Regions from separate parts of the Homo sapiens genome. Here region 2 is linked to region 1. Evidence: chromatin contacts called from ENCODE Hi-C or POLR2A ChIA-PET data. All regions are on one chromosome and are shown on one strand. The core of a region is the stretch at or near the end of the contact, and the rest is flanking DNA. Distances in the headings are between cores, read along the strand shown.

Evidence for each region. Hi-C counts contacts between places; a loop is a spot of excess contacts on that map. ChIA-PET counts read pairs that join two places held with the same protein, here RNA polymerase II (POLR2A). Pooled maps may share reads with other maps.
Region 2: a pooled map shows a loop between it and region 1 (3-fold over the local background). The contact joins the enhancer-like site here to the promoter of CLGN in region 1. A Hi-C loop is called at or near these places in 1 of 50 pooled maps. POLR2A ChIA-PET finds 5 or more read pairs at or near these places in 2 of 52 experiments (H1 and WTC11).

Annotation. Positions count from the first base shown.
Region 1 is chr4:140,424,320-140,429,917 of GRCh38, forward strand. It overlaps CLGN (calmegin), which reads right to left and starts at 3,329. Exons shown (of 15, transcript NM_004362.3): 1 at 3,218-3,329. RefSeq lists an enhancer at 2,486-2,535.
Region 2 is chr4:140,045,519-140,051,375 of GRCh38, forward strand. All of the region lies in intron 1 of MAML3 (mastermind like transcriptional coactivator 3), which reads right to left. All of the region lies in intron 1 of LOC124900783 (a long non-coding RNA gene), which reads left to right. Among named protein-coding and RNA genes, the nearest start is that of MAML3-AS1, 80 kb to the right of the region's middle. RefSeq lists enhancers at 3,245-3,781, 3,782-4,317. Within about 2 kb of position 3,898, at least 29 of the 41 ENCODE cell types and tissues checked have a DNase peak (open chromatin) inside an H3K27ac peak, as active enhancers do.

The DNA.
Region 1 (5,598 bases), core at 2,079-4,578:
GTTTTCCTTCTACTATTGATTTCTAGTTCCTTTCCTTTGTGTTCAGAAAACTTACTTTGTATGATTTCAATCTTTTAAAATTCATTAAGACTTGTTTTGTGGTCTAATATGGTCTATCCTGGAGAATGTTCTATGTGCAGTTAAGAAAAATGTGTGTTCTGCTATTGTTGGGTACAGTGTTGTCCATATGTTTATTATGTTTAGTTGGCTTGTGGTGTTATCTATTTCTTTATTGATCTGTATGGTTGTTTAAGTTATATAATTTTAGTACAGCAAGAATTTGTTTATATGGTATAGGGTAGAACATTTAGTGCTAATGTCACCCTCTTCCCTCCTTATAAATTAAAAGGTAGCATGCCCAGGGTTCCAAGCTTCTTATGTATTCCTCACTCCATGAGGCTTGCTGAGATCACTAAATATCAGTTGTGCCTTCATAAGAAGGGAGGCACTGAAGAACTACATCCTTCTGCACCAACACGTATCTTTGATCTCATGTATGTTCTCTGCACTGCTTCTGTGGTAGTTCAATAACAAATTGAAGCACAAGTAACTTTATCCATGAATGAGATACCATTCTTCCCAATCTTTGAAATCTAGATCAAGTAGTCTGGTCTACTTTAAATAATTACACCAATATCTCCTAAAAACCCTACTGGATCTCCACTACCACCCCCAAATTACAAATTATAAAGTGCAGCTCATGTACTGGTATTGAAGTAATGCTCACTGTCACATCAAAGGTAAGTAAGGCACACAAAGAAAAGACAATCACAGGATATGCAATATGTGTTGTATAGTGTGGGAGAAGTTGCTGGCTGATCACAAGGGTAATTTCCTTGGCACTAGATGTGACCATTACCTGGTTCCAGCCAACAGAATGTAAATAGAAGACCTGTATGCCATTGTCAGCCCTTGCCCATAAAAACTTCCTATAATTATGAATTATAATTCTTTATGATCTTTCCCCTTCTGGTTTGATGCAAGCAATTTTGAAGGTCATGGTTGAAAACGGCAAAATTCCAAGGTAGGAAGTTGCAGAATCCCTGAATCATTACTTGGAGGAGAGTCATTTTATTAGTCAGAGTTCATCAGAGAAGCAGAATCAATAGGGTGTGTGTGTGTGTGTGTGTGTGTGTGTGTGTGTGTGTGTACATACAGGCATACCTCATTTTACTGCACGTTGATTTATTGCATTTTTCACAAATTGAAGGTTTCTGGCAACACTGCATTGAACAAGTCTACAGCTGCCATTTTTCCAACACTATAGTCACTTTATGTTTCTGTGACACATTTTTGTAATTCCTTTTTTTTTTTTTTTTTTTTTTTTGAGATGGAGTCTTGCTCTGTCACCCAGGCTGGAGTGCAGTGGCACAATCTCGGCTCACTGCAACCTCTGCCTCCTTGGTTCAAGCGATTCTCCTGTCTCAGCCTCCCGAGTAGCTGGGATTATAGGCGCGCGCCACTATGCCCGGCTAATTTTTGTATTTTTAGTAGAGACGGGGTTTCACCATATTGGTCAGGCTGGTCTCCAACTCCTAACCTCAGGTGATCCGCCCGCCTCGGCCTCCCAAAGTGCTGGGATTACAAGCGTGAGCCACCGCGCCGGGCCTTCTTTCACTCTCAACACACCTATTTAACACACTTTTTGTACATGCTATTTCTTATAACTGCGATGCCTTTCTGCTGTTATTCAGTTTTAATGGCTGACTGAGGATCCGACCAACACTGGTATATTCCAGAAGTGGTGTTTGACAATCACCTATTACTTAAAGTTTTAGTTGTCATGTGGCTTCAGGAATGCAATGTAGAATGATATAATAAAAAGTACACCCAACATGGCACAATCGCACCAAGTTTCTAGTTTTATTATTAAAAAGACAAGTGATAAAAACTGCTGTGGGCCTGTTTTCTCATTTGTGACGTGAACTAGACAATCCAAAGATTCTTTAAAGTTCATAATTCTAGTTTTCTATTTAAAAACACCAGTATTTATTAGGTACTTAAAAAGTACTACAGCTAACTTACAACACTTCAATTTCTAGACAAATGCATCAACATACTTACATCATTTACACACAATAATTAACCTTATCAACTAGCTAAGACAGAGAGTACAGAATATCTTGTTCTGAGGATTTGGAGATGAGATCTAAATGTTACTGGAAGATCAAACCAATAAGACGTGAAGGCAAAACTCCAAACTGAAAACAGGTCAAACTTACAATGACCCAAAGGAGGGCTACCTCGAGTGATGTCGACATTTGTAAAACAAGCAAAATCATCAGATGAGATCGGGATTTTGCCTGCTTTTAAGCAACAAAAAGTTTATACGTTAATGAACTCTTTTCTAATTTGAGACTTCTTCCTGTGGCCACGTTATTTACCTTTTCTCTCCCAGTCCTGAGCTTTGGTTGCCATTTGCTTTTAACTCCCAAGCAAACACCTCCTCTTTGTTGCTTGGGCAGATGCTATAAATAAAATCAGCGAAAGTGTCTGATTGATGGTAAACAGGCCTGGGGCGATAATGAGTCTAGTAATTAGGGCCTCTCTGGATTCAACCCAGCCCTTTCGCCCGCCCCCCGGCGGCGCACAATGGGCTCTGCGCGGGTATCGAGGGAGCGGCCAACAGTCCCTGGCCCCACCGCCGTGAAGTGGGGTCCCTTCGCTTCCACATAGGTGGAGACTGAGACAGCCGAGCCTATTTTGATCTCGTTTGGGTTTCTGTAAGGAGCAGTCAGCAGAGTGAGCAGCGCCCAGACGCGCCCCGGGCCCCCTCTACAACCATTGGGAGAGCGCCCCGGGCTCAAGCGTGGAACGGGGCTGCAATGGCAACCGCTGGAATAACGGCCTCGGCTCCCGGTGGCTCCTCAAGCCCGCAGGGGAGGCCGGCCGGGCTAGGCACCTAGCTGTCCCCGTGCTCGTCCGCCCCAGCCCGGGCGCAGCAGGTGGATGCGGCGGTGCTGAAGACACAAAGGGTCCCAGGTGGCACCACCTCCTGCGTCCACCCACGGGGCCGCCAGAGCCCAGTCAAGACCCTAGCTCGCTGCAGCCCCATCGCCAGACTCAACATCCACCCTCACTTGGCCCCGACCGGTTCAGCCCTCTGGCGGCAAAGTAACGGGGTGCCTGGGGGAAGCAGCAACGACTCCGCTTCCTCACCCCAATCTGCGCGCAAAGGGCAGCGGGACAGCGGGAACGCGGCCTGCTGCTCACGCACCTCTCTTGCGGCCTGTTTTCGGCAGTGACAGCTCAGATGTCCAAGTCGTTGCCACTTGGTCCCCGCGTCTCTTCAGACCAGTCCCGCCGGCGGCCGCGCAGCAGCGACTACTAACCGCGCGTGCGCGTGCGGTGGCGGGCGGGAGGCGGTGGCGGCCCGAGGTGTGTGCTACGCGCTCCTGCTCCGAGGGGCTCAACCGCCTCCAGGGGGAGCCGCACATGGAGCCTGTGCCGCCGCCGGCCGGTTGTGGCCTGGACCCCGCTCCCGGGTTAGCCCAGGAGGAATTCCCCCTGCAAGTCCGAAGACTTTTCCTCCTCTGAGCTCCCGCCCTCTCTGCAGACCGTGCTACCTCCTGTTGCGCAATGATTGGGTCCTGAATTTTATGTAAATCATATTTATGAACAACGTCCAGTAATAAGTGCAGCAAGATTAGGGCTCTAGGTTTTCTCCAGAGTTCTAGATGTTAACAGATCTGCAGTCATGGTGATTAATAAGGAGCTTTCCTGTCTGGTGTGTGTATATGACAAATACAGATGCGTTAAGTGTTAATAAATACATTGTATATAAAACAATATGTTCTTTTTCTCTCGAACAACACTATTAATAAGAGCTGCTAACATTTATTGTGTTCATTGTGCTCTAAGGGGCTTACATTCATTGTTTAACCTTCGTGGCAACCCAGGTGATGAAACTGATGGCAACTTGCTCGAAGTTACACAACATGTAAACAGTGGAAACGGGATGTAAATCAGGCCTGTCTCTCTCAGAGCCTGTAGTTTCAAACACATTGAAATAAATCTTAGCATAAACGTAGTTTATGCTATGATTATGCAATCACAAGCTGCTTTGCCTTTTATATATTGGATCAATATTAATTTTACTACTTAATATTTTATAGTAAATCTTGACTTTGAATTTGGTATAACAATTTAATTTTATTGGAAGATTAATTAACAACATTTAATTGACTTGTGAGTCTAAGACCCTTGTTGAAGAGTTTCAATCTTAAGGGTTTGGTGGCATTCCGTGCACAACGTATCATTATTGGCTAGGGGTCAAGATCACTGAGTTTTTTCACATTGCTTCACTAATTAAGACCAGCATTTCTAAACTTTTGACTTTGTCATCTCTGGGAGAGTGTTTGGATAGTGTTAAAATTTACTGGTTAAAAAGACATTTTGTTTGAGATACTTTGTAACAATATTATACCCTTTATTTCTTTCTTCCGTCCTTCTGACTTCTATTATTCAACATACTTCTGTGGCCCATAACAAATACACTTGAACTGCTAGAGAGGGATTTTTTAAAGGATCCATTCAAAGTTTGCAGTGAGGAAGCTGAAAACTAAAAATGTAAGAATAGTGAATTTTTGCAAGATTTAGTAGTATCTTCTTGGTCACATAGTACTCAAAACCTTGAGAACATTTTTTTACTCTTTGGCTGCTACATTCACTGCCTCCATAAATTAAACTCTAACTCCATAAAATCATCTAAAAGAGGTCCTCACCCCCTCCAGTCCCTGTGCCATTTCTCTAGTTTAGATTCTCACTACTTTAGAAACTGTTGTTCAGAGTTACCTAACTAGTTGCCCCCCTTCAGAGCCTCCCACCTACACTTCGTAGTTTAATCCTCAGCTCATTCAATAGTTTCCAATGACCCTTCATTACCCACAGCATGAAATCTAATCTCTAACCTTGAAATTTAAGGCCTTAACATATCTCCAAAATTATTTGCCACTTATTGAAAGGATGATTGAATATAATATTTATAATTTGTTTAATAGGCAACTTTTCATCAGAATAATACAATGTGATAATGTCAGAGGAGAAAGAATAATCTGCAAATAAGACAAGGGGTATGGCTTTTGAGAGTGATGTAGTGTTTAATAATACAAGCGGAGGAGTCCCAGAATGTAATGCTGAATGGTAGAGTCGTGAAGTGTTCTGACACATCAAAGTTGAAGAGAGATTTGGGAAGAGACCAAGGCAATGTAATCAAGATTGGAGGGACTAGAGTAATCAGAAATCTAGAAAAACATAAAAAGCAGGAAAGGTGACCTGGCATGGTGGCTCATGCATGTAATCCCAGCTCTTTGAGAGGCTGAGGCAGGTAGATCACTTGAGCCGAGCTGCCTGAGACCAGCCTGGGAAACATGATGAAACCCCATCTCTACAAAAAAATACAAAAAATTTAACTGGGCATGGTGGTGCATGCCTGTAGTCCTAGCTACCTGGGAAGCTGAGGTGGGAGGAAGCTGAGGTGGGATGAGCCCAGGAGGCAGAGGTTGCAGTGAGCCCAGATAGTGCCACTGCACTCCAGCTTGGATGGCAGAGTGAGACATTGTGTCAAAAAAAAAAAAAAAAAAAAAAAAAAAAAAAAGC
Region 2 (5,857 bases), core at 2,648-5,147, 380 kb before region 1:
AAGTGTAATTCTAAAGATTATATGTATTCCATTTTCTCCATATACCATAACTTACACAGCTAATCTCCTGTGGTTGGACATCTATGCTCCTTGCAGCTTTTCACTATAAAAAATAACTCAGCTACTATATAATGTTTTCACACTTTCTGACTAATTTCTTAGAAAAAAATTTATAAAACCTGTACTGATTTCCTATGATCCTGAGTATGGCAACACTCAAAGTAAACCTGGGGCAGCCCTTGGAAAGGGGTCTCGAGCCTCACTGACCCATCAGAAGAGCCTCTGAAGTATTGGTAAGAGCAGCTGAAGAGCTATAAACAATGGGCAAGTTCTCCATTTTATACTTAGAGAAAATAGAACCACTTATCCCTTAATTGCCGTGGCCTAGTCTTCTAGGGTTAAGCGCAGCAACATGTTTTGGTGCGTGAGAAAAAGAATAGTATATGCAAAGGGAGAGGAATTGCATGAATATTCTCTATGCTTCCAAAGTCAATATGAAATATAAATGCCCTCTAAAAACCCTGAGAGAATAATAAAACATGGGAGTTATTTATGCTATGGTCTAAATATTTCTAATTATCTTTCAGGCACATGGAAGAGCTGTACTTCCTGGCTCTTGTGTGGTTAGATGAGGTCATGTTACTAGTTCTGACAAATAAGTTGTGAGCAGAGTGATGGGGACCATTTCTGGGCAGGGACATTAAATTGCTGATGTTAGACCCTCTGGAGCTCTTTCTCCTTCAGCGTAACCACTAGTGTGAGATCGTGGCTAGTTTTGTGAGAATGGGTCCCTGAGTAACAATGATAAGCAGAATCTCGTCTCCCCACCAACCCACAATAAACATGAGCAAGAACTAAATTTTTGTTGCTTTAAACCACTAAGATTTGGGGGTTCTTTGTTACTATACCATCACCTAGGCTCTCCTGACTGATAAATAAGATTTAATTGAACTTCTTTGTGATCTCATTATCTAATTTAAAATATTCACAGAAAACTTCATTCTTCTCTACACATACAGTTTGAAAACCTGGCGAATTATAGACATAATCTTTCAGGTTTTCTGGTCTTCGTTACGTAACAATTCAACAGGCATTTCTTCAGTGCCTACTGGCTGCAAGACAGTTACATTAAGTGAGAAATACAAATACTGGGAAATACAAAGATGAGGAAGACACAGCTCTGGGCCTGAATCACTTAAGATAAAGTAGGGAGGATCCGGTTTCACATTTTCTACAAAGGAGGAATTTAGGGTTGGCAACTGGGTCGCAAAGGGCAGGGGGAGGGGTAGGGGGGACTGTACTGAAGCTGTGTTTGCATAGTAAATGCAGTCTATATATATTATATATTTATTTGAGGCAATTTTGCAGAGAGGCTCGTGTGGAATATAGGAGAGTGGCTAAACACCTCCTCTGAGCTGCTGTTGGTACTACCAAGGGAACAGTAAAGACAACTCTAAGTAGAAGGTGGAAAGTTCTGAAGGAGAGGTCGGAAAAAAGTGGCCATGGTGTTTCGAAGGACTGGAAGATGCCGTCTGAGAGACTGGGAGAAGGGTTTCAGTGAAGAAACTGCATTTGAGATGGGCTTTTGAGGCCAAGATTTCCACAGGGAGAGATCAGGGGAGAAACGGTCTGGAAGGAGGGTGCCGCCTAAGCAAAGACACAGGGGGACAAAGCAGAGGACTGATCAGGTATCCAGAGCGATGTCATAGCTAGTGCCTAGACAGACTGTTGGGCAAGTGCAGATTTGGGGGGAACGCACTGAGGGACTTAGAGGGATTTGTGCTTGGCTGGCTGAGTTAGGAAATTCAGGGCAGCGGAGGTGGGTGTGAAGCAGGGATTTCAAGGCAGAGAATTATACACCAGGAAGAAGAGAAGCAAGAGGAGCTGGTCCTGGCAGGTTTACTTGGCGGAATTGCAGCGCCCGTATCTGAATAATGAAGTTGGTGAAACCGAGAGGGCTGCAACCCAGAGATGAAGGCGCGGAGCCAGGACGTGGCTCACGCTGAGCTTCCAGCTCCAAACTCTCAGCACAGGGCTGAGCACAAAATAGAAGAGCGATGAATGAATAATACCTAATAATATCCCAACCAACCGGCCAACTGCAGGACAAGCCAGTTTTACAGGACTTGCCGGCCAGTCCTTTATTTTTAAACTTCTTTGCCCGCTCTTGGAGCTTGAGTTTGATATTTACACCCACCCCCCACCCCCAAAATGGGCACAGCAGAAGATGGACGCGCTGCTCAGATCTAAGCATTTGGATACCTGTAAATAGCTCTGGTTTAGCTTGGAGGAGACTGAACTTAAATGGAGTGAAGTTTGAAGACTGTCTGTGAATTTTAGCTTTAAATATTGTAAGTCAGCGCTGGCGGCAATGGCCATCTTTAACTTCGTGATACTAAGAAAAAGATAGGCTCTTCAGACAAGAACAAAAACATTCCAGTTCTCAACATTTGGTAAGGCTTTTCCCCAGGAATTCCCTTTTGCTTAATCTGACCCCACATACTTCCTTTAAATGTCCCTTTACGAAGACATTTTAGTTTTGGTTCAAACAAACACAAAAGTTAGTGTAAACGCTGGGAAAAAGCAGGTGGAGTGGGAGACTAATGATCACTTTTCTGTGTGATCCTGAGTGAGTGGACTGGATTTCTGGCCCAATAGTAGGGCAGTATTTCAAGAATGAAAGGGAAATTTCTTGAGGGAAATGGACAGTTTAAGGATGAATATCATTCTTTTGATATCTTCCCAAAACATGTGCAAATTCAGCAAGAGGTTACAGGAAACCTCAATACCCTTGATTCAGAAATAAACACAGGTTATCTTTTCAAAAGGCATACAAGTGACCAAATAATAAAGCCATCTCCAAAAGGTCAGGAGAAATTTATTGGGAACCTACTGGGCATAGAACTGAAGAAAGTCTCCTTGTAACTGGGCTTCCCATGGTTGCAAAAACAGTGGGTGCCTTCACTAGGTTTATTACCAAAGATAGCAAATGTTTTCCATGGAAAACTTAACTGGAATCTGTTTTGTCCTAAGGTCAGATCTACAAAGCCATAATTACCCAGGTAACTTGGGTCTGATGTTGCCAAAAATATCCAGGTAATTACAGGAGAAAGGTCATTTCCTCTGTATAATCTCAACTATACCACTGGCTGTCTATACTGGCAGTTATCCAGTTAAGAACAGCCTTTCACATTTCACTTTGTGCTTGCTTAGACCCTGCCAAGACTGAAAATCGTAACGAGTTTTTTAAAATCCCCTTTATAAATATTCCCCTTCCCTTGCCCCATTCCCTAGGATGATCTGATGACTTCCTCACAAGACGATATACGGAATACTTTGCTAATTTTTACATTCAAAGGAAATGCTTTCTGGAAAGAATACTGTGAGACAGAAATGAAACAAGAAAGGTGAAGAGGAAGAATGAACAGGGGTGCCAAGATGTGCAAAACTGTGGGGATTCAAAGATTCATAGCAAGAGAGAAAGAAAAAGAGAGAGGAGCAAAGCAGATATGCAGGTCAACAGACGTCTTTATTCAGAGTTTGAGCTTTGTCAACACAGGCAGTTTGGGGGCAGAAAGAAGCGCATCTGCTGCTCTGTGATTGCACAAGAGAAGCTACCACTCCTTTTCTTCACAAAGAAAAAAAAATGGCATTTATCGCAAGTACAGCAAGGCATATTAGGATTCACCTCCCCCATTCTTTCTTCCCTCTTCCTCCTACCATCTCCCTCGCCGCCTCCCTTTCCTGTTGGAAAAGAAAAGGTGGGAGGGAGAGGAGGACCCACCGGTCACAGACAACGCTGTGGGATTCTCTTTCTTCAGCTTTTACCAGCCTATGGGGGTCAGGATGCTATTGGTTCAGCTTTATGTGTGATATGGTGCCTCTCACTTAGCAACAGCGAGCAGGAGAGGCAGGAAGCAACGCCACCTGGCTCAGCAAGTGTGCGGATGGTTTAAAACGAGCCACTCACTCACAGGGAGAACAGAGGAGGGGGGAAGAGAGAGCAGGCTGAGCTTAATATATTGTACTATTAAGAGCAAGGCTTAATCAGGGTGTTAACAACAACCAACAGGCAGGCTATGGGGGAAGAGCAAAGACTGGACAGGAGTTATTTTTAATGAGTATCTACGTATAAATCATACATGTTGCCTTCCTTTTTTTTTAAAAGGACAGACTACACTGTGCTGCCTGGATGGTGGGTGGGGAGAAAGATGGTTATCTAGGCAAAAAATAAGAGATAAGATGCATCTAAAATTCTACAGTGAGTTTACTCGGTTTTACTTTGTTTTCACACCAGGGTGTTACTAGAAAAGAAAAAGTAAAAGTGGGTGTACTTGAAAAAGCAATTGGCTACGTAATCACAGGATTTTTTTTTTTAATTAGTCAACACAGTAGCTATTTCTAAATCTTAAAATCCATTTTAGCATTTGAAAATTAACTTTCTGGAGTGGAAAGTGGCAAAAGAGAAATCTAGCAGAGAAACATCTCTGCTAGAAAGATTTTTTTTTCCTTTGCCTCCTTTGTGGTAAAAGGGAAATTTCTAAGAAGGATGCTGATAGAAGTTCTGAAAGCTCACACTGCCTGAATATAACAGGGCTCATTGCCAATAACAACAAGGAAATGTATTCTGCTATTCCATATTCTTTCATTTCTCTTAATAGAATTTGCCTTCCCCTCTATTCTAGGTCTTCCCGCCAAACTTTAGAAGGATTATCTCACCTACTTATCCATCCCAACCCACCCCACTGCATAACATCTAACAGCCTAGCCTTAGACCCTAAAATATAAATGGGAAAGCATCCTTCTTTCGTTCGTAGAGAAAAAAATGGGAGTCAACTTGGGTCTTTCATTGGAGTCAACTGGTGCCCTAGAGACAAAGCCCAACACTCTGGAGGGCACAGATGGGCCTCTGTCTGCCCTTCTAAACCAGACCCAATTAACCCCTTAGGCTCTGAGGAGTAAAAGCCACTGACTACAGTGACACCTACTGCTCGGGGTACAGCTGTACATCCTCGCACCGCCTCCCAGGTTCTCCAAAGCAGCCATGTGTTCCACTGCCGTGGGCTCCACTGAACACATTTCTCTCTGCTCTGGGCTAACACCTGGAGAAGGAAATTTTCAGCCCCCTCATTCTAAGGATGGCCTCTGAACCTATAAATCAGGGCCTTCTATAGGCAGGAGTCCTCACCCATGGGAATACAACACGCTGTCAATCTATAAAGTGACCAACTCTCGCAGCGATTCTATACAAAAGAGGCAGAAAACATAGTCTGAGAAGAGCCCACACCTCCTTCAGAATCGCTACCTTGAAATTACTTGTTAATCCTGTTTGATACCCAATGAAGTTATCCTGGAAAAAAAATGAAAGTTTTACTCAGTATCCACTGAATTTTGCTATACAGGGAAAAATATGATATGAAGCACTAGTACAATCAAGGTATCTAGAAACTCCACTTCCAGTTTATACAATAGCTTGTTAGTTAATCCATCCCTTCTACTCTATGCATTTAGTCAGATGGCAGAAATTCCCTCCCATTGAGAAAGAAATCCATTTAATTATGGAAGTCAGTTATACTTCTCTGAAGGCATAGCAAAAATTCCTCTATGTTGAGGACAATATCTATAAGTCTAGGAAGGGCAAGAAACAAAATCATTAACAGAACCCTTGACTTACCCTAAAATAGACACTGAGTTTAAAACCATCTTAAAGGTGTCAAGAGCAGTAAGTCAGATGATTATAAAATTAATGGTTCAGGCCAGTCACAATGGCTCATGCCTGTAATCCCAGCACTTTGGGAGGCTGAGGCAGGTGGATCACCTGAGGTTAGGAGTTCGAGACCAGCCTGGCCAACATGGT